Regions from separate parts of the Homo sapiens genome. Here regions 2 and 3 are each linked to region 1. A link is a loop called in an ENCODE intact Hi-C map of the cell type or tissue named here. Cell type or tissue: mammary epithelial cell. All regions are shown on one strand. Each heading gives the region's core, and the rest is flanking DNA. Links, peaks and the distances in the headings are about the cores only.

What was found. Hi-C counts contacts between places; a loop is a spot of excess contacts. Peaks named below come from ENCODE experiments on the same cell type or tissue, not always from the same donor. Only the 100,000 strongest peaks of a DNase experiment are listed, where the experiment ranks them.
Region 2: it touches region 1 in a loop (7-fold over the local background); 16 of 110 quality-filtered maps call a loop at or near these places.
Region 3: it touches region 1 in a loop (4-fold over the local background); 18 of 110 quality-filtered maps call a loop at or near these places.

What each region holds. Positions count from the first base shown.
Region 1 is chr11:95,701,385-95,709,992 of GRCh38, reverse strand. No RefSeq gene overlaps it. Among named protein-coding and RNA genes, the nearest start is that of FAM76B, 84 kb to the left of the region's middle. In mammary epithelial cell, for the core only: a CTCF peak has its summit at 4,271 (motif pointing right); a DNase peak (open chromatin) is centred at 4,272.
Region 2 is chr11:95,517,888-95,525,442 of GRCh38, reverse strand. No RefSeq gene overlaps it. Among named protein-coding and RNA genes, the nearest start is that of FAM76B, 270 kb to the left of the region's middle. In mammary epithelial cell, for the core only: no CTCF peak of the experiment used is centred there; DNase peaks (open chromatin) are centred at 2,362 and 4,072; H3K27ac peaks cover 2,006 bases.
Region 3 is chr11:95,509,344-95,516,898 of GRCh38, reverse strand. It overlaps LOC105369440 (a long non-coding RNA gene), which reads left to right. Exons shown (of 3, transcript XR_001748336.2): 2 at 435-538; 3 at 1,784-2,703. Among named protein-coding and RNA genes, the nearest start is that of FAM76B, 280 kb to the left of the region's middle. In mammary epithelial cell, for the core only: no CTCF peak of the experiment used is centred there; DNase peaks (open chromatin) are centred at 2,318, 4,058 and 4,538; H3K27ac peaks cover 2,187 bases.

The DNA of each region.
Region 1 (8,608 bases), core at 1,787-5,786:
TGGGAATTGAACTCTGTTCTCTCTTTCTATAAAATTTATGATCTTAAAATTTTATGTATGTTTTATATCTGGCGATATTCATTAACCTGTTGCTAAACATTAATGAAAACAAGGAATTCCAGAATTTCCATAATATGGCTGGGTAATTGAAATTAAGCTCAGGGTTATTAATGGTGAGGAACCTCCAGAAACAAATAAGACAATTCCTGTGCATCAGCTCTTCCCACTTTTGCCTATACTCACTCCATCAGGCCAGGCACTGCATAAGGCATGTGGGGGATCCAGTGGTAAACATTTGGATATGATTCTTACCCTGAAGGAGCTCACAATGTATTAAGGGAGAGAAGCAATAACCAAATCAACAAAGAAACAAATATGATAATTTTGGATTGTGGTCATTTGTATGAAGGAAATAAAGAGGGTGATACGGTAGAAAGGAGACATCAATAAGATTCTCTTGGGTGAGGTCTTATTTGAGCTATGAGAAGGAACCAGCCATTTGGAGAGCAAATGTCCACTGTTTAGTGAGGCTAAAAGCATACAGGATACGTGATTAACAACTGAATTCAGAGCTCTCTTATAGAGATAAGTTCCTCTCAGGAATTATGCAAAATGCAATGAGAGAAGTCATGGAGAAGAAATGATTAGATCAAGAGAAAGGCGTATTAGGCCCAAGGCCTTGTTCTTGGTGCTGTGTGATATGAATAAACATCAGCTATCACTACTTGCCCTCCAGGAGCTTAAAAATCTGCTGGGGATGTTACCCCCAAAGCATGCGACTACTTAGAGAACCAGGCATGAATGAAATAATAAAACTTACAAGAGAAATAAATAAATAAACTTACAATTAAACAACTAGGTAGTTTAATTGATGAGTTATTGGTATTGACCACGAGCGATATGAAGCATTGTAAAGACTCAAAAGAAAGCATGCCGGAGAGATAAAAACATTTTTAACTAGTCCCTGAAAGATATGTGGGTTCTGGCTAAGTCATGAAGCCAAGCCAATGGAAATGGAATGAGCAAAACTGTGAGAAACAATATAGGAGATGGTGAGGAATCCAACTTGGTGCAGGCTTTGTACAGAGGATTAGTGGGAGATAAAGCCCAGAAAGTGGGAGGGGGTAGAGTGTTCTGGGCTTCAAAGGTCATGGCAAAGAATTTGAATTGCTAGGAATTGTGAAGCCATTGCAGCTTTTTAAAAGAAAAGATACTGTTAAAGGACATTTTAGGAAGATAAAGCAGGGAGTGGGTAATAGGTACTGAAAGAAGGCATGGAAGAGGAGGAATGTGCTCTGGTAACATGCTAAGCTCTTCCCTGCCTATGGCTTTTCATCCTGCAGTTCTCCGGCTAGATCATGCTTCTCCTTGCTCTTCAAATGGCTGGTTCCTTCTCACAGCTCAAATGAGACCTCACCTAAAAGATCCTCCTTGATGCCTCCTTTCTACCATATCGCTTTCTTTATTTCCTTCATACAAATGACCACAATCCAAAATTATCATATTCATGTATTTGTTGATTTTGTTACTGTTTCTCTCCCTTAATACAATGTGAGCTCCTTCAGGACAGTAATCATATCCAACTCTTTACCGCTGGACAAACCCCTACCCCCCAACCCCACCATGTCCTAAGCAGTGCCTGGCTTGTGTTAGACAGAAAAATAAAATAAAATAACTTATGAACAAAACTGTAATCTGGACATTATTTTTGATGGCTATTATAATATTTCAAGCAGGAGGTAATAAAATATAAAATGTAATTTATTAGGAATAGACCCAGAATGGAAAAGATAATCATGTGCATTTTCAAAAAGTAGACATGAAAAGCAAAAGAAAGATTGATTCATTCTGTCATATGTCTAGTTAACTCATTGCTTTTTTTTTTCTCTCTGAATAGGACTGTATGTCTTAGTGTCTGCCAGAATTAAGAAGGCCTCACTTTTCTGAGTAAGACCTTTATAGATTTTTTAAAAATAATAAGAACAGAAATTAAAAGATACTGAAGAACATACATTCATAAAAGTGTTTTAATCTTCTTTATTCCAAACAATTCAGTGCCGAGTAGATCCAGCTATTGTATGGTTCCCTGCTGTCTACCTAAGGGTGGAACTTTTCTCCTGTCTTAAGAATCTTGGTTGAAAAGCTGCCATGGCTTTTTCTGCAACAGCGGGAGGTGGCAGGGGGTTGCACATAGAGTAGCTGAGTGTCTGAGCCTGAAGAAGCAACTATTCTTAGGGATTGAAAGTACTCCCATCACTCTCACTGATGTTCAGCACTGAAATTGTGAAGTCCACAGTGACAATCATTCTTATTCTTCTTGTACTTTATTTGAGGTATTGCCAAGATGATCTTTAGTAGGGTAAGATACTCCTAAACACATAAAATATAACAGTAGGTAATACTTTTTAAACCCTATTCATGCATCAGTTCATTTAATTCTTGCAACAATGTTATAAAGTAAATACTATTACTATCCTCATTTTATATACGAATGCAACACAGAATATTTTAAAAATTTGCACAAGTTCCCAGTTAGTAATGGCAAAGCTGGGCTTTGAAACCTACATGCAGTTGGGCTCCAGAACTGACACACTTCACCCTATCCTGCTTGTCATGGTACTTGCTACAGGCTCTCTTCCTTGATGTGCACGTGCAGTCTAATTCCAGTGATGGGTGCGCGGCCCTTAGTGCTGTTGTATGCCGGTGCCAGCTTGTGTGGGCTCACAAGAGCTAACTAAGCACAATTTTCCCCAGTTCTGCATTCAGTGATGTCATATTAGTAGCTTATATTTTGCCATGGTGGAAATATTTACACCACAGAAATCAGCAAACACTGGAAGTTAGGGCTCCCGTATTCCCGACAGAGAGCTGCGTTATCAGCACCTCACCAGCACTCTACTGTCTTAGTGTACTTTGCATAAAAAATGATGTCATCTGCTTCCCAGGAGAATAAAAAGTGTCTGTTTTCATATGATTTCAGGATTTTTTAGGCTTGTTTCCAAAGGATCACTCATAACACTTATATGGTAGTTGTGCTTACATGGTAGTTACACTCTGTCTACATTTACATTATGCAAATTTGAGTACGTGTGCCTATTAAAAGGAAAACCCAGAGACATAACAATTTCAGTAGTGTGGACAGTTCTACGAACTCTTGCAAGTGGGGAATATTTCTCTTGGAGTGAGCCTAGATTGGCAGGGCTACAAGAGCTCTGGGGCAGTGTAATGTAGGGAAAAGAATGAACTTTGGGATCCACAGGTTCAAATCCTGTTACTTACAAGCTGTTTGACTTTGGACAATACTTTAGTCCCTCTCAATTCCATATTTTATTAGGTATATTAAACAAGAAAACCTATGATGGTTCTGTTCCCCAACACCCTCAATAATTTTTTGTTACCTGCCCCTTTCAAGAATCACTTGGAGGGGCCGGACTTCACCACCTCACAGTGCTTCTCCAGAGGGAGGGAAACCTGTTTAGGCTTGGGTCCTGATATGTAGTCTTGGAAAGATGTCAATGAGGCAGTGTGAGCAGTGACATGGATCCAGAAGCGGAGGACAGACAGCAGCAGAACTGCCTTGCAACAAACACAAGCTGATGGCAAAAACAAACAACAAAACGACTAAATGATGACATACAAATATCAGTGCAAAATCACAGCAGAAATGAACAATGACAGTTGAGCCTCAGCTCCCAACACCCAGCCCGCAAAAGTGCTAAACTCTGAAAATTGTAGCAAAGGTAAACAAGTGCGCTCAAAAACTTTCAGATGAAACTAGATGCTCATTAGAAACATTGTTTTAAAAAGAGGAGGGAGTGAAAAGGAAATAAAGACTATTCTATTATTTTCTGCCTGACTCCTTTTCTGTTCTTCTCTCCACTTCTTTTCCTTTGGGGTTCTTTCTCTTGGTTCTCCTTTGCTCTGTCTCTCTGGCTTGTTCTTTACTTCCTTCTGATTGTCTCTTGTTCTTACTTCTATGTGTGACAGGAGGTAAAGAAATTCGGGTGATAGATTCTTCTGCTCTTAAATCAAGCCATGTCTGATCTTCCTGGAAGGCATCCTAGGACCAGGGGTCTGGGTGGTGAGGAGAAATCCGAAATTCTCCTTCCAAACCTCCAATATGATCCTCTCTGCCCAGCTCCAAGGCTGGCGCTTTCTTCCTCTCAATTTATTTCACAGTCCAGGATACACTTGTCCAATTGGTGCTTTGTAACTGTGAGTCGGCCTGGGTGTTGGCATGCTTGGAGCCGACAAAGAGGAGAAACAGTAGGGGGCGCTCTCTAACCAGGGCGGGAGCTGCCAGCAATGCCTTTCTAGGCAAGGCCGGACTGCGGCTGTATCTTTCTTAAATTCGAAATCAGGAGCTTCCCAGCCCATTAAAGGAATTGACATACCTCAGTTCCTGTATCACTTGCCACTTTCACTTTATTTAGCTCTTTCATGATGTTTTGAGGAGTGAAGGCTGGGAAATTTGTGTCCTAAAGACATTATGCAAGCTTATCTTGGCAAATGAAATTGAAAACTTGATTAAGAGCTCTTCATATTCTGCTCAGATGTCAGGTAAGATGCTAGTCTTTCAGACAAAAACACCTGGCATGCCCGATGAAAGTATATTTTCTTTCCTAGCACTTAGTTTTTGCATCATATTGCTAAACTTTATGGTAATACATAAACAAATAAATACAGTCCTTTCTTAGAAGTGTGAAGAAAAATCTATTTCTGCTTGAGAGGAACCTTGGGAATATTTAGAAGACTCAGTATAAGTGGGGCATGAGGTTGTTCTCAGTAGCGTGTCACTATGGTAACACATGCCCAATAGCCTGGTCCTTGGCCCAGTGAAGGGATAGCACCTGGCTTAGGGGTTGACACAGAGTATAAACTCAGGAAGTGTTGGATTGAACATCCACTTTCTCCTTATTTTATGTTCAAGGGCGTAGGATATTTTATCTTTGTTTACTTTTCCTTTACTTTTTTTTTTCCCCCGTGAAGAATGCAGTAAAAATATTCAGGGCTAAATGGAAACATTAGGGTCACCTAGGGCAGCCCTGTGACATTTTGTTTTTCAGAAGCAGCTGTTTCCCTGTCCTTTCCTATCTTCCCATTCCTCTGTGAATTCCATGATGTTCTCTTGCAATAATGGCCCTGAACTATTCCATTCCACCTGGATCCATTGCCTTTCCTCCCTCTCCTCTCCATTAGAATAACACTTTTCCATGCCTATGAGAAATTAATATGTCAGTTCTTCTGGTACTGTTATAAATTCAAAAATTTTAAAAGTTCATAGTTACATTTTTACTTGTCCAACCACTTGACCCAGTTTTAGATTTGTAAAATATGTTCACTATATTCAAGATCCCCTGGTAGTTAATCTGAAGAAATGTCCTGATCAGTGTTTGAGTAGAAGCTAATGACTAAATTTGTAATCACCCCTTTCCCTCTAATTGCACTTTAAAAAAGGGAGCGAAGAATTTCAGGCACATGGTAGCCTGATGAAGGAGGTGATTTGGGGGTGGGGAGGCCATTTAGTTCTGTCAAATCACACCCTCTATGAGGAGAGTTACATACTGCAACAAAATCTCCTGGGACCCTTCTTCTGCAGCCTGGTGCCTTCCAGTATATAGTAGGGCATATTCAAATAGGAATAATCCTGCTAAAGCAACATTCTGGAAGGGCTGTTTCTAATATTTGCTTACCCTGATCACCAGAACCTTGGTTGTGATTTTCCACTGGGCAGATCCAGTCCAGATAATTATCCATCAAGATATTTTCTTACTGGGGGATTTATATGAGGTGTTACACAAATGAAGGAGAATAATTAAACCCATAACCAAGGAATATACTAGGTTCAACTATGTACTTAACGAGCAAATACAAACACACACACATACACCACCACCACTCCTGCAAATAATATATAGTCAAGCAATTGCAGTATTTCATATCTTAAGTTATTACAGAACTGATAAAAGGTTTATCCAGGGATACCTAAAGGAAATGTCTCTGCCTGGCCCATGTATAGATCTTTACTTCCCCCCCACCTTTTCATCTAATTCTAGTATGTGATTTTATTATCTTTTATGTGACACTATTCCACATTCCCCATAGGTTTCTATTGGAATGGTTACTTCTTGAATCGGAGCACTTAAACTACTTGAGAAGTCTCAGGCTTTCTATCTGCAATTGCTTCGAGTTTACGCCTTAACATGAGTTTCTATCAGCTGTATCTCTTTAGTTCTCATTACTCTTCTTCTAAGCACAACTGCCTGGATCTGTGTCATGCTAGAACTTTTAGAGATTTTCTTTTTTTCAGTCAGCTCACAGCACTGGTCACCTAGGAATGACTTAACTCTTTCCTGTGCTTCACTTCATTTTTTTCAGCTCTCTCATTCAGTGGAGGCAGTGTGAGTAGTTATATAAATAACTCTAGCTTTTAATTGAGAAGAGAACAAATTCCAACTCAATAACTACCTAAAAGTCTTTCCATTGTGAAAATGCCGTCAACTTAGGCATCTTCCTCCATCTTTTTGGTGTGCATAGAATAACCATTTTTGTTTTTGCCTAAAACATGCAGTTTCACAGTTATGCAAACCTGGGACAAGGTCTTTTCTCATATTAGGGTGAGAATGAGGCCAAGAGAGCAAGCAGTGCAGCCTGTGTCATTGTCTATCTGCTGAATGTTGGTAGCCCTTCTTCTAAAGAGAAACCAACACAGAGAAAACAGGCAGTATTGCTAAAAAACCATCTGTGAATGGTGCGGTAGGTCACAGGAAACAGAACATCTTTTGGGGCTCCCCCACCCCCATAGAAAGAATGCAAGACTTGGGACTATTCTATAAACTTTTCAGCGCCTTAATGGGTGGTTGCTGAGGACCCTGGGAATATAATCCAGTAAGTTTTCGCACTTATCCCCTCCCCACCAAATAAACAAGTTGCACTGGTTTTCCTAAATCTCTCTCTGAAGACTTGGTTGAAATTGAAGTGGTCAGTATTATGTTGGGTCAGAGGTTAAATTCTGGACTAAATTGGGGGAACACAGAGACTTAGAAGGATTGAGGATAAGTGATAAAGTTTTTGTTAAACTGTAAAATGCATTTAGGATTTAACATTTAAGCACCATTGTTTAGAAAATGCCATGATTCAAGCTGACATGAAAATGTGTGTGTGTGTGTGTATTCATATGGCTCCTTTCCCAGCTCTTAAAGCCTCGCCATGACTCACTGCTCTTTTTCCCCCAGTAAATAATCTTCACCATGAATTGAATTAACTGGAAATGACAGATAGCAATGTTTTATTTTATTATTACTATAAATCAGTAGTAGCTAAAGGATGTTTGCTTGGTAGGTCTGGACTCTTTAGTCTTTGAGTTTCCTGAAGGTCAGAGGTTTTTAAAATTCAGAAGGGTATTAAGTGTGGGTCCTGAGGTTATCTTTCTGTTTGCGAGAGGGATAGACTAGAGATAATACTTTTTAAATACTTCTTTTTTTTTTTTTTTGACAGAGTCTCGCTCTGTCACCCAGGCTGGAGTGCAGTGGCGGGATTTTGCCTCACTGCAAACTCTGCTTCCTGAGTTCAAGCAATTCTCCTGCCTCAGCCTCCTGAGTAGCTGGGATTCTAGGTGTGTGCCACCATGGTCAGCTAATTTTGTTTTTTGTTTGTTTGTTTGTTTTGGTTTTTTTGAGACGGAGTCTCACTCTGTCACCCAAGCTGGAGTACAGTGGCGCGATCTCGGCTCACTGCAAACTCCAACTCCCGGGTTCTTGCCATTCTCCTGCCTCAGCCTCCCGAGTAGCTGGGATTACAGGCGCCCGCCACCAGGCCCAGCTAATTTTTTTGTATTTTTATTAGAGACGGGGTTTCACTGTGTTAGCCAGGATGGTCTCAAACTCCCGACCTCAGGTGAGCCACCCTCCTCGGCCTCCCAAAGTTCTGGGATTACAGGTGTGAGCCACTGCTCCTGGCCTAAAAGACTTCTTATAACCCAGGAGAATTTAAAACATAAAAAAAAGGACTTCTTATAAAAAAAATTTTTTTTTTAGTAGAGATGGCATTTTGCCATGTTGGTCAGGTTGGCCTCGAACCCTTGACATCAGGTGATCCACCTGCCTCGTGGTGGTGGACGTCTGTAATCCCAGCTACTGAGGAGGCTGAGACATGAGAATAGCTTGAACCTGGGAGGCGGAATTTGCAGTGAGCCGAGATTGTGCCATTGCACTCCAGCCTGGGCAGCAGAGCGATTCTCAAAAAAAAAAAAAAAAAGTTTCTCCTGGTTGCTTTCTGAATGAATGGCTTGAGCATTTAGGTTCTTTTTTATAGGGAAATTTTTCTTTATTGCAGTGAAAGAAGTTAAGATGCTTCAGGAACTGAGGCTGCTTTATGCAGCACTTAACACAGTAGTAAGAAAGTACTCTGGATGCATTTGTTGATTAAATGATTGAAAAGTCAGCTGCTCGACTCTTTTCTCTATTAATAAAAACAAATGTAATCCTGGCACACAAACTGTAATCTGAAAATGGGTTTTAGAAATCCACTCTACTGAATAAATGGGCCATTAGAGCCTTTCATTATTGAGGTTAAGAAGGTACATTAGACTAGATGGAGGTGGGAATGA
Region 2 (7,555 bases), core at 2,162-6,161, 180 kb after region 1:
CTTCTTCTATCTCAATTAGTTTATACTGTTTGTAAGGGCTTTATCATGTTCAGCTTTGTATTGGAGTTTATTAATGTATCTTATCTGTCCTTCTCCTTTGCAAAGTGCTTTCTGAAACATCACTCAAAAAATACCATGTAAGTAAATGGAATAATACCAACCACGTAAGTTAATGGAAAAATACCACGTAAGTAAATGGAATAATACCAAAAAAATCAAAGGTTCTTCATAGCATAGAGTCAGGATATCTCTCTTGATAACTGACTAAAATGTTGCATTTAAGATTGACAAATTCAATTCTCCTTCTTGAGAAGTGATCCTTTAAAAATTTGAAATCACCAAAGGAGCAAATTATGAGCAGAAGCCCTTTTCTTGCGTTACATGACATACGTCCTTATGTTGCACTGACTAGGCCATGTGCAAGCCACATCTTGTGACCACCATAGTCCCTGTCCTCTCCATCTAAAGAAACAAAGCAGGCAGTTAGAAACAGGTTTCTTTTTTGTTTCAAATGATGTCATTCAGGTCCAGCACCAGGGATCTGCTGTCTGTTCTCATTTTTTCTGTGCTGAGAAGCTCTCTTGGCTCTCTCTTGACATTGGCACAACAGAGGCTGAGAGCTGGGAGGGAGATTGAAAGGGCTGATATACCACCAGCTCTAAAAACACATGACAGCAGAAAGCCAGGCTATTACTAATGCTGATCAGCTCAGAGGCAATGCAATCAAAACCTTCAATTACACCTGGGTGATTTAATCAACTCCCTGTCAAACTCAGGCTGGAACTCCTCTGGTACTGTACAAATACAGTAATTACCATGCCAGCTTGCAATAAGATATCATTTCAGAGGATTAGAAAACACATTCTGTTGTCAATTACCAACAGCCAATTTATAGGCCCCGAAACAAACAATATTTTTTAATTGCTGCCTTTGTGTCATTATCACAAAATTACTTCTGTTATGAGGCATTAAATCATCTCAGCGATGTTGATAGTGGGGGCGGGGGGAGATTAAAAAGTTTTCACTCTGTTCTTTCCTGACAAAATGGGAATAGAAGCATAAAACTTGTATCCCGCTGTGTTGAATTTTGTAATGAAAAACAATCAAAAAACCCCAGAGATTCTCAACTACGCAAACAATCATAAACAAATCTTGAAGCTACATGAGCAGATCAGAGAGCAGGAAGTCAGGAGTCAGATTTATTTTGACTTGTACTTTTTCTGTATCCCTGGCCTCATTTTTCCATATGCCTATCTTCCAAGCCTTATTTTTTTAGAGGTATTTATTCCTTTTGAAAGTGTGTTTCAGGTCTACTGCCATACCACCCTGAAAGCACCCGATCTCGTCTGATCTCCGGAGCTAAGTAGGGTTGGTCCTGGTTAGTACTTGGATGAAAGTGTGTTTCAGTTGATCCCAAATGTGGCAACTGTCACTGGAGATGTGCAGATTTGAATTCTTTCTACTTTACCCACCCCCTCCCAAGCCCATGTATTCAGACCAAAGAATTGGGCCTTGCCGGCGCCACTCAGCTCCTTCACAATGTTCCTAGGATTCATCTTTTCCTGATGCAAAGGGAACACCGGACCCACCCCTGCTGATTCCTTCAACCTACCCCATTCTAGCCCAAATATATCTTGCTTGAGTTAGTTTAAAATGGAGGCACTTTTATTTTACCAGACAGCAGAGTGTAGGAAAAATGTTTTTAGTGTTTATTATTGCTATTACTTACTACTAATAATAGCAACACTCGACAGCACATAAAATGTCCCAAACATTGTTCTAAATGCTTTATAAATATTATATTAACCCTATAAAGTACATATGGTTATGTTCCCACTTCACAAATGAGGAGTGATGCATTGAATGGTTGAAGTTTTTGGCTGCAGTGATATAGTGGAAAGGACATTGGATATGTCTCAGGAAGAACTGGACTTGAATCTCAACACTGCCACTTAGTAGTTGTGTCACAGTCAGCCAATTATATACCCACTCTTAGCTTTATTTTCCTTATCTTCGAAAAGGAGAAAATAGTAACGATAATGTTTATTAGGAATGCCATGCATTCTTTTACATGTTCTACATTATTTAATCATCACAATGACTCTGTTGGGTAAAAACTAAACAGTTATTTTATAGATGATGAAGCTGAGGCGTAAAGAAGTAGAGTAACTTGGTCAAAGTTACACAGCAAGGAAGTGTTAGAGTTCCTAAAGTCCCTCTCTTAACCATTACCCTACACTGCCTCTTCAGTGAGCCGTTTCCCTTCTAATATCGACTATCTCTTGGTAAGTCCTCTTTGTTAACATCCAGATCTAGATCCCTAATTTCCTACTATGCATCACCACTTGGACAGTGTCCCAGCCATCTCAAAGTCCACATGTCCTAACTTGAAGCTACTATTATCTAGGCCTGCTCAGTCTTCATTACTTTCTCTTTCCTGGAATGAATACCTCCCATCTCCATCTTCCTGGTTGTCCAAGCCAAAGACTTAAACATGCTCCTTGGCCAACACCTCTCAGTTGGATAATTGCTATGGTCGACGATTGGTACCTCTGATTCTAATCATGCCACTTTCAATTACACATAGATACCTCACCAGCCACTCTCTGCTCCTGGTCTATCAGTGAATTAGAAATTATCATCGAGATAAACTCTATCATCTAAAGTCCCTGCAGACCACTTTGCTTCCTTACAAGTAATGGCTTTATCTTTTCTTCAAGTTTCTACATTCTCCTTTCTGGTTTGGTCTCACAAACCAAGGTGGTATATTTGGTTCCCCCAGGATTGTATGCTTTTCCTCATGGTCTGCTTTCCTCCCTTAAATTTAGGAGGTATTCAAAGGAGAAAAACATTTCTGTGATCCACCTTGGCATATATTCTGACTTACTTAGACACTATCCAATTAGGGGTTGAAAGTGTTAAAAAAAAAAGTAGGAAATTTCAAAGATTTGCATCAGAATGAATGAACCATAGAATTTTAAACCTGGAAAACATCATATAGCTCAGCTGGTCAAACCCACTCATCCCTTGGAAGAGGAAAAGTGACACTAAGGTTAGGCTGGGATGAACGTGATAGGTGAAGTTGGTGGGATGTCAAAGTTCCTCAAAACCACACGAACACGTACATAGCAAGGAAGCTGAGTCCTAACTCCCTGCAGCTCACAGCCCAGGGCTCTGCTTTTGAGACACATCTTCTCTCAGTAAAGGCATAGATCTCGGTGCTCTCTGCCTGACTATTGTTTCCTGGTCCTTTCCAAGTGGAGAGTTATTTCCCAAATGGTATTCCTCAAGATATCCTATGGAAACAACAAAATTTATTCCGTGGTTAGGTATCATTGTTAAATTGCCTATGACATCCCCTTCTGAGAAAGACAAATTGAACATTGGCATGTTAAAAATTGCGCAATATAGAATGATGTTAATTTTTAAAAAATACCTAATTTCTCAAACTTACGGACCATAGATTCCCCACTCTGTTTTGGGATTTAGTATTAATCAAAATCTCATGAAATTAAAATGAAAGAGACGGTGATGATTTAGTCACTAGTCACATTTCAGGTGCACAGTAGCTACATGTGGTTGGTGACCACTCAATTGGACAATACAGACTTAGATAATTAAGCCAATTAAACTAATACTTAAATGATAAAACTCATAGCACTATTTTGCTACTACTTCCATATAGTGATTTTGCCTATTCGCAGTTCCTTCAATGCCAGGCCCCAAAGAAGGAATTATCATGGAAGATAATTCAGGCACTGTGCCATGCTGGAAATATTTTGAATAGAGCCTGTGGGTGAATCGTAAAACTGTAACAGGTAGATCCCCAACAAACACATGGATCTGGGACACCCCTCCCGGGATATTTATGTTTAAAAGGAGTGTCTTATCTTCTCACCCCCAGTTCCTAGAATCTGCCCTGGTTACTGGTTGTGCAAATAGCTGGCTCCATCCGTCATGTTAATGCCATACCAAGGAGTTGGCAAGAGCAAAACGTGCTACTTCTTGCCTCAGGATGATAGAACTTAGATTTGCCACCATGGCATCTGGCCAATTCTGTGAAGGATGCCCTTGAAAGTGCTCCTCCCCACAGAGAAGGAATGAAAGAGAACAAAAATAAATAGCACTAGGTGGACTCATAAAACTTGTCAAAATCTCTCAAGCATGGCATATTTGATGATTCATGGGGTTTGCAAAGCATTACCAGATTAAAACAAGGAATGTCATGCAGAGCCGTCATTCTATGGCTTCAGAACCCTGCATGGCAACAAAATCCTAATATTGGAAGTGTTGGTTAGGGGAACGGTGTGTACCTTCCTCACCACCCACACCATTCTAAGGCAGGACAATGCTCATCAGCAGAGCAGTGATAGTTACCAGTTTTCCTTTATTCTTTATCCAGAGACAAAGACTTTACACACTTCCTCTGGAAATTTGTTGAGAAATAATTTGCTCAAATTTCTCTCCCTGAAGATTGAGCCCATTTCCTCTCATGCAGTCATCAGCGGGAAGGGAGAAGCACAGATTCATCATCCCACTTATTCTAACCCTTCACAATTTCAGAGACAGTTGTGATAAAGCAATTTTCCTAGGGCTGTCTCTTTTCTGTAATTTTAATGTTAACCCCTTTATTCACACACAGTTAAAATACACTGCATTTCCACTCTCTGCACATTCTCACTCAATATGATACCTTCGCTTTTCTGATCTGTGACCGGCCATTGCACTTAATTAACCAACGGAAAACAATAGGGCCTTTTCGTACCCAGGCGTTGGACTGAGATGATTCTTGGAGAGACAGATTAATCAGCCCATGAATTCAGCCTAATCAGCTGCTAGAGAAAGACTTAACACTCTGATGATTCCATGGCTGCCACATGGAGAGTTTATTATTAATTTACAACTGCATGCCTGACTATGAAGTCAGTGGGTGAAGCCTCTTCTGTGATTGCAACGCTTACAGCCAAACCCCTCACCCACAACCATTTTTTACAATGTTATTTTAAAAAGATTTTCTATTTTCCTTTCCTTTTAACAAATATTTATTGCATGTCTACAATATGCCAGGCACCGTAGTAGGCGCTGGAGAGAAAATAATGAACAAAACAGAGTCTCTGCCATTGATTATAGCCTACTGAAGGACATAGAGAGTAACAAAAGATCACAAATCTATTATGTGTATATACTAAGGGATTAGACCTAGTAAGGACTAACGGTAGAGGTCACGAAAAGCTTTCTCAAAGAAATACTTAGCTGAGATCTGAAGGAGAAGAAGCTAATTAAGTAAAGGGGAACGGGTTCACTGAAAAATGAAACAAACTGTGCAAAGGCCCTGTGGTGGGGAGTGGCATGGTGTGATAATACAAGATCACTGAAGTCCACATGCAGCAAGGAAAGGGAGACATTGCAAGTCCTTTGAATCCGTCTAAGGATTTTGGTCTTAAACCCATGAGTAATGTGAAGCCATTGACATTTTTTAGGCAATAGGAGGCCAATGGAATGCTTTATACTAAAATAGAAATTGACCATGCCCTTTTTCAACTCCAAACTGTTAATGACTTATTATAGCCCACATAATGAACTTTCAACTTATTACTGCCATATTAAAATCCTCTGTATTCTGTCCCCAGACTTTTTCCCTGCCTCGTATTCCCTGGTACTTTCCTACTTGCCTTCATACACAGTGGACCCTAGGTCTTAGCCATATTGTTCACTGAACTTGCCACATACCTCTGGAACTCTGTGCCTTTGCTTACATTGTATCTTCAGCCCAAGATGAATGTACTGCATGCCCTTTGAAGGCAGGAATGATGTCCTATTCACACATGTCCTTGGTGCCTAGAACACCTTGGTGCCTAGACACATAATGGAATCTTAATAAATGTTGGTAGAATGGGTGAAATAATGAATGCCTTTACTGCTTCATTCACCTGTTGATATTCTGCCCATGTTTAAAAGGCCTAACTGCACATTTACCGCTTCTGTAAAATCTTACCTTATTCTCTAAGTTGGAATAAATTGGTTCTATCTTGCTGCTACCATAGGTCATTGTTTCTATTGGTTGTATCACTATTTTAACAATTATGTCCTGTATGAAAGAACAGATGCAGGGAAACACAAGCTGCATCCCCATCTCAAGAACACTCTGCAAACATGGATACTTTGAATGAGGGTCCTCAGGTAATTAGGGAGAAAGCAATGTGGCCAGAGACTTTGAAACTGTCAGCCATGTCTTTTGATACTAGTGAGGTTCTATCTCATCTTACTAGTCTTCTTAACCTTGACCTAAATTGTGTCTGGTGAGATTAAGACATGTCAGAGTATATTTGGCAGGTTGGATGGATGACTCTGCCAACAATCTATTTGCATGAAAGACTATGAGAGAACTTAGGCCAAGGGCAAAGTCAGACTGACAAATGGACTCTAAGGCACTAGAGGCAGAGAAGAGGGATAATTCTAAGAAGAAGGTGATATTTCTCATAGGATTTATCTCCTGGGCCAGTCCTCATGGCTCCTTTCTGAGTTCCGTGGGGTGCGGGTTATGAGGGAGTGTCAGGTATTCAGATACTCAGGAAGAGCTGTTTCATGGATGCTTTGCAAGGCACAGGGATATGGAAGCTTGCCATGTGGCAGCACCAAGAGCTACAGAGGTCTGTATGCCTGAGGTCACTCCTCTCTTAATTGTCCTGATGACCAACAAAAAGAGTCTAGCTCCAGGCACGCTGAGGTTGAGGGAGCTTTTGAAGTTGGAGTACAGGCAACAAAAGATATGGGAGGGCACCTAAATCTCTCTGATTATTACCTTGGGCCTGGTAGGGGCCTTAACGTCTCCCATGACCGATGTTTTGTTATAACGTTGATGAGAAAAAAAATCAATTCCTGGTTGGCGCCACTGTCTGTGTGGAGTTTACAGGTTCCCACATTCTCCCCATGTCTGCCTGAATTTTCTCTGAGTACTCCAGTTTCCTCCTACATCCCAAAGCTGTGCACATCAGGTTCACCTGGTGTGTCTGAATCGTCTCAGTGTGAATGAGTGTGAGTGTGTATGTGAATGTGCCCTGTGATGGAATGGCATCCTGTCTGAGTTGGTTCCCGTCTTGCACCCTGAGCTGCTGGATAGGCTCCAGTCACCTGCTACTCTGAACTGGAAAAATTGGGTAAATAATTGTCTCACTTGTTCTATCAATCTTTCTTAAATGTATATATAATTCACATTTATTTCAATGTTTAATATTAGAAGTATTTTGGTCTTTACTTAGAAGTCCAGTGATGTTTTTGTGACCAAAACTATGTCATAGGAATTAACTCTTCCTTTTATCAATTAGCTTATGATACAATGGGTTTTGTTACATGTTGTCTTTCTTAAAGTTACAGTTTCCAGGAGGCTGTGAATGACATGAAGTGAGACTTACTGTATCTGAAGAGTCCCTGAAGGAGCTTCCTGCAATTTTCCTTATAAGGGTCTGTTAGCTGTAGTTACCAGGTGGTATCAGCTCAGTCCTTTCTCTTTGGCCCCAGTTCCCTTCTGTCCCCCATTGGCTGTTTGCAAAGCAGG
Region 3 (7,555 bases), core at 2,162-6,161, 190 kb after region 1:
GTACAAAAGGCAATCTTTCATATCCTTCAGAGTGTTTTTGGAGTTATAAAAGATATACTCCATAGGCAAAATCCCAGAACATTACATGGCATAAAGCAGGTGGTCAATAAACATTATTTCTCCTTTTAAAGTTCCTCTTACTTCAAGGATCTTGGGGTTTCTTTTCCCTATTAAAAAAATAGCTCTTAAGAAAAAAGATCTGATATTAATTCACATCTTTGTATGAATATACGCTACCCAGGCTCCCCCACTCTTGGTTTGCATTTTAAGCTCTATAACAAATTGCAGACTAGAGGACTTTATCTGGTATTAAAGGAATAGTAGGAGTCAGAACAAAGCTGGAGAGGTTATTTTGGGAAAAGAAGGGCTCTTCCTCCATGTTTCTAAATTATGCCAATGTAAGTGTCTCCTTCTCCCCCCATGCATACAAAAAGGGATTCTTCTGATGTGTGATGAATATGAACATTTATGTATGCATTCCATGTGGGAACAAGACCTAGACACCGGTGGACAGCAGCATGCAGCTTAAAAGCACGTGGTATGCATCTTCCTTTTGAGGCTAATAAATAGCTTGGCCATAATCCTTCTCACTATGGAAAGAAATCTCACAGAGCCTTTTCTATCCATCTTGGTGCCAAGTAGAAAGAAGAACAATTCAGAGTTATTTTATTCAAATGGTTTGGAAAGCCAAAATAAGAATGTTTCATATTGCTTGCAGATTCAACATGTCAGTCCTTGAAAGAGTGAGCTTTCCATGAATTAATTAAAGATTGGAGTCACTTTTCAGTGAACTATCATACCTTTCCAAACATATTTGTAAAGGTTTCAAAACAATTATTATCTTAGCGGCTTTCTTTATTTAGTACTTTTCTTTGGGAAAGAACTGCTTTTATATAGGAAAATACCTTAGTAAATCACTGGGGTTGAGAGGTTGAAAGTGTGGTCCATGTGAACATAGACTAGCAGGAGACAATCAAAAGGAGAAGAAACAAAGAAAAAAGAAAGAAAGAGAGAACACACAATAAATCATCCATAGAAGTAGCTAAGATAGGAGAGGGGAAAGGGTAGGGTCTAGCAGCATGGTGGGAAGATAGTGTCCAAGTTGGAGGGTATCTAAAATACTTTCTAAAGGGCAGATATAGCTGATAAGGAAATTTCAGTTGCTTATGCTGCTTTATATTTATTTCTATGCCTTCACAAACCTTTAAAAAGGCCCATGTGAGTGGATTTGTTAAAAAATTGGAGAAAGAAGTTATGTTGAATACATGATTCAGAGTGAGGTCAGCTTAGGATTCATGAACTGAACTGAAATTGAGTGTAAATTGTTCAGCTCAAAGGTGATCATGAGTGTATAAGTCCCCTGGGGATTTGCAGAAATTGTGGAAAGGCACTGAACTTTTCACAGAGCGCAGAATGGGGGAATCAAGTCAGTCGTATCTAAATTACTCAAGTCATACCTTAAGTCATCATCTGAGTTATAAATCATTTGTGCAAAGTGAGGACCACATTGGTGTTCTCAGTTCCCTGACCCTTAATTTGCATTGCCAGACTGACTCTCAATGCTCTTCCAATAAATCTCAAGGAGGCTCTTGGAAGAGCAATTGTGATTTTTAAAAATAGTTCATCTTACAGATACTAGAAAGATGTGCCTTTGAATGAATTTCTCGGATTAAAATATATTTTCCAAGTCTCCTGAGGTTAGCAAATGGTACTCTTTCTTCCTGGCTCCTTTCAACTTTTACACAACACAAACAAATCAAGATCTGTCTTGTTCACTCCACAGATCCTTAAATGAAGATTTTGAAAAGAGTGGGGGAGGAAAGGCAGTGAAGAGGGAAGTCAAGACGGACTTATTCCTGCTTGATTTCAAGATGAAAAGACTGTTCATCCCTGAAAATTCCACGGGGAATCAGAGGGAGGGAGAGAAACAAGTCCTTGTTTGTACAGAACTGTTCACAAATGTTATATCATGGGGTCAGATTCACATACTGGGTAAACCTTGAAGAAAAAATTCCCAAGGGATTCCATAGGATGTGAAGCAGGCCAAAAACTTTGTTACTTGTCTTTTTGTCCCGTGAGACCTACACATCAACAGTTTTAAAACAGAAAAGTAGGATAGTTAGTACCTTTGAAGGGCCACTCCAGATGTCTAGGTCCAACTAAATTTGTCTACAAATTTCTATGGTTATTTATAGCTTCTTTTTTATAGCTTTAGGATCTTCAGTAAGGCTGAGACTTAAGGGAGCTGTTTCAGATCCAGGAGAAATCATAGAAATGTGTACGTGTTCCTACTAGTCTAATCCTATCCCCAAGGCCAAATAGGGTGGTGCAGTATGTGTGGCTTATTTTTCATAGCTCCAGGAAGGACAAGTGAAGATTCAGGATGAAACAGAACTAAGTCTGGCTAGGCTAGTGACAAACACTTAAATTACCTAAGTCATAGATTAACCAGTAAAAAATGATTTCTGCTCCCAGCTCATACCTACTGGGACCAGATGATAATGATGGTGATGACGATAATAATGATGATGATGTCAATATTTTTTGAGTATTTGCTATGTACCAAAAGTCTTTTGCACTACTCAAAAGACCTGACATACATTGTTTTATTAAATTCTCACAATAATCCTATATGGTAGCCTTTGCTATTCCTGTTGTAAAGATGAAGAAACAGAGGTTCAGTAAATTCAATTAACTTGTTCAAGGTGGTACAGCTAGTAGATAAGCCTGGAATGTGAATCCAAAAGGGTCTGACTTGACCATTGTCCTACAGTGCCTCTCTATTAGTAACTCAAATCAGACATCCTAGTTGAAGTGTAAAGTAAGGCTGGGGATAGAACTCTCAATAAAATGGTGACTTTACTGAGGGTGACTCTCAATAAAATGATGCATTACATAAGGGAATAGCCAGCATTTCTCCATTTCATGAAAGTTCCTTCTCACAGTGGAGCAAGGATTCTCTTCTCTCTTCCATCTTTTGCCTGTCATCAAAACTGGCTGTCAAGTAAGAATTTAATATACTCATTCAAAGTAGGCAAACTGTAATAAAAATGGTGAACTGGCTCATGACAAGATTTGGAATCTCCACAGGGAGCAAAATCTTGAGTCCAACAAATTAATCCACAGCAGCAGATTTTCAGATTTGCAGAGTTAAGTGAGTAAAAGAGACATGTTTTCAACTTGGAATATGGGGAGTAAGTGGGGATGTGGCTTTTTTCCTTCTCGAATCAACTCAGTAGGTGAACTCTTCATGCAACTGAAAAGTGCATTGTGAGTTGAAAACCTCTAAAATATATCAGTATACCCATTCTGAGCTTCCTGCAGACTGACTTAAAAAATTGCTCAACTTCTTTGCTAAGAATGCAAAGAATAATTTGGATATGCCTGAGTACTGTCCTGCCCCACAACCTCTTCAAAACAGCCTTTGAAATCTATTAGCATCAAAAAATGCCCTTCGGGGTACTAGGCCTGTTTATCTTGAAAAGTTCCTCTCAGACATCCTGGCAGGGGATGGGAAAATGGTTCAGCCACTCACAGTTCTTATGCCCTTCGAATTCTAGTATTTGTATTTGTCTGAGTCGATTCTCTTCTGGATGTCTTCCCTAACTAGGCTTAAAGACCCTTTCTCACAAACCTGCTATCTTTTTTTTTTTCCTTCTTCTAGTTTTTATAATGATTTGTTTGGTTTTAGGTCATCAGCCAGAGAAGGGATAAATGCCCTGTAAATTAAATATGCAGAGAAAGCTTTCTTTCCTCATCTCCTCAATGTCAAGAAAAATCTTCAATCTTAAAAAAAAAAGAAAGAAAGAAAAGAAAAGAGTTGCTATTTCTGTGGGATCAAAGAAAAATAATTATGATTTCGTAATGCCTTAAACAAAACTTTGGGTCCTATGTATTTGTTCAGAAATTAAAACTCAAAGATCATTGATTGCACAATGCCACTGTTTTGTAAATAGCTTTAATCCACTTTACAATTCTCCCAGTTCTAAATTTGTGCTCCTATCTTCCAAGGCCCATCATTTTCATGAGTCACCAGTCGTGAGCAGTGCAAGTTTTTCTGAGATCCAGCCAAACAACGCCTGGGCTCCTCAGTGTTTACACAGACAGCCCTGGCTAGTCTAGTAATCATTGTCTTGTTTCCTTATAGGAAAAGCTAGAAACGTACAGGGTAAACAGGGCAGCAACTAATATATACTGAGAATCTACTATGTGCTAAGCACACTGCTGTGCACTTTAAAATTCAATCTTTGTCACAGTCCTACCTGGTAAATATTATTTCTCACTTTTTTCACATGAAGAAACCAAGATTTAGAGAGATGAGGTAATTCACCTAAAGAAACAAAAGCTAAGGGTAAGGTTGAGGTCACTATTCCTATGCTTCGCTCATCCTAACCCATCACACTGCTTCCCTACACTGCGGAGCCTCAGCCAAAGATGGCTTTGGGAATAAATGAATCATTTGAAAGGTCTCTGCCTGGCCATGATCCTCATATTTCTGCAAGACCTAACCAGCTAATGATGCCCAGAGCATGTGTCAACTAAGCCCTGGCTCGGGATAACGTTTCTGGGCTTAGTTACAGTATGGAGTTCATTCTTGATTCATGAGCTGATGCTAAGCACTGTGTCCTCCAGGCTGGAGTTACCTCTGGAACCACAAGATCATTGCTCCTTCTTTCATCACTTGGACTCAGTGGTTACTAACTCCTTCTAAATGAAGCAATTAATTGAAGTCTATTAAAAGAAATTTCTAAAACCAGTGATTTCAAAATCCATTTACTGCACAAAATTTGGAGAGAGCATTTCCTTCCATTGCCTAACTGGAGCTCAAGTGGTAGAGACAAAATAATAGTAATATTAATAATAATCATAAAGAAGAAGAAAGAAATTACAATAACCAAAACCCATTGAGTGAGCTATTTTCTTTAGTCTACAACTTACAATAACCAAAAAGGAATCAGCAGCCCCAACATTCAAATCCCTAGAAGAGCGCCCTGTAAGAATCTATACAAAGCGCATGTGAGATCTTCAGCTGCTACTAGGAGTGGGGGTGAGATGATATAAAATGCTTCAATTTAAAAGACAATCGAGTTATTTCAGCCAGCACTCATACTTCGCAGGTGACAAGGGAGAGGAGCAAGAACTGATAACAGTTTAGTTCTTTCTGTGATCTAGGTATTATGCTGGGCAAGTTCATACATTTATGTTATCGTTAAATTCTCATAAAAATCATCAAAGGCAGCTATTATGATCTGCATTTTAGAGGACATGGATGATCACGAAATTTTTTTTTAAGTAACCTATTCCAGGATGAGTCCAATCACTTCAAGCTTTGTTGATATCATACATTTCTGAGTAAAAGAACCTTCCAGTCATTAACCTCATCTAGGTGTACAAGAGAAATAACTGGAGATCTATGTGATTCACATTCTGGATTGCTGAATATTCCTATGTGTCTATTGCCTCTTTTTTTCAGAGACCCTATTAAAAGGATATATTTTCAAAAAGCAAAACAGCCTCACACAACAAAATGAATAGGAGAGCGCCATGGGGGATTTTAATAAATGTGTAGAATTCAGAAGGTGGAAGGAATAATGTCAAGTGATGAAGGAGAGGGGAGAAAGACACCACCTTGAAAAGTGGGAACTTCAAGCTTGAATGTGAGCAGGTTACTGCAGCACAGGAAGTAGCTGACCTGCCTGGTAAAATCAAGAAGGGCTCTGGATTCAAAAAGGAGGTGGGAGAAAGGTAAGCTGAAGTCAAAGATGTATATATAGAAAGAGTTGGCCCTAGCCACACCTTTCTCTCACCTCTACATGCTATATAAATCCAGGTCCTTGCCCATAAGCAAAATAACTGGAGAGTTCTCTAATGGAATAGAATATACTGCTTGGGGAAGAACTAGGGTAGCCAATGTGGGTGTTAGTGACCCAGCATAAGGCCCTCCTCATTCATTCCCTGGGGCTCCCCATCATCAAGACAGGTCCTATAGCACTCAGCTTGGAGAAAACCTACCAGTGGACACACCTACAGGCATACACAGAGCTCCTGGGCAGTATGCTTATTGCTCATTTTGATGTCTGGAGAGACAACCAAAAATCACCAGACACTTGAGGAAAACCTACAATAAGAAAGAGAAATGCCAAGATAAGCACACCAGCTATTCCCTAGAGGAAAAAGAGAACTTGGGGAATAGAAGAGAACTTACAGAACATAATTAATTTAGTGTACTCAGAAGTACTGAAGAATCTGTGGCATGGATAAAACAAGAAGAGAATGTTTTATTTTTTAAAAAGTATAATTGAAGAACAAAAAGGATTGTTTTAGAAATTAAAAATACCCTGACAACATTGAATATTCAGAGTAGATGGAGTACAAAGCTGAGTTGAGGAAAGCTTCTAGAAAATAGAACAACGGGGAGTTAGGAAGAAAATATAAACAAAAAAATAAGAGGCATTAAAGATCAATCCTAGGAGATCTGACATGTTATTAACTACAATTTTAGAGATAACAGAGGGTGGGAAATGATCAAAAACAAAATAAAAAAGAATTTCCTGAAGATGATGGGAGGGTATCTTTAAATATAAAGAGGTTGCACAGTGCCCAGCATGATAAACAAAGTATTATTCACACAGTATTTTACAATTTCAGAACACCAAAGATTAAGAGAATAACTTACACCTTGTCAGAGACAGAGAGATGGAGGAAAACAGGAGCTAAGTCCTCATAGATCATAATGTGAAGCTATTAGCTAAAACTCGAAAGTCTACAACAATTGCGACAACAACATAAGCATATTATTTAGGATAACCAACAGAGGACCTAAAAACAGGGACCATTAAAAATTAGTTGTCTCTGAGGAGCAGGACTTAGGGACGTGAGTGGGCCGTATGGTGGGATTGTGAATTTTTATCGTCAGTGTGCAAGCATTACTTCGGATAAATATCTATGTCTATATCATCTATAGCTATATCCACACATATAAAATAAATAAAAAATATGTACATCAATACATATTAGAGTCAATACATAATATAACCTATATATTACATGAAATACCATATGTAGTTATTATATATATTACATATTATCTGTGTATGTGTCTTTAAAAGTAGTATTTGCAGGTTGTATGTTTATTACCCACTGAGAATAAACCCATCAAGCAATGTCTCTTACGTCAAACACTTAAACAAGGTTTAGTCTTGCCAATACCTATTGCACTACACACATAATTATTGATGAATTTAATACAGAGTTATAAAATTATATCCTAAAAAGGTCTTCCAGTGGGTGAGAAAATAAGCCTCCTACCAATACAACTTTCAAATAGTCAGTGGCTCCTAGCAGTTTAGGAGGCTGAGGCAGGTTAATTGCTTGAGCTCAGGAGTTCAGGACTAGCCTGGGCAACACTGTGAAACCCCATCTCTACTAATATACAAAAAATTAGCCGGGTGTGGCGGTGTGCACCTGTAGTCCCAGCTACTCAGGAGGTTGAGGCACATGAATTGCTTGAACCCAGGAGGCGGAGGTTGCAGTGAGCTGAGATCATACCACTGCA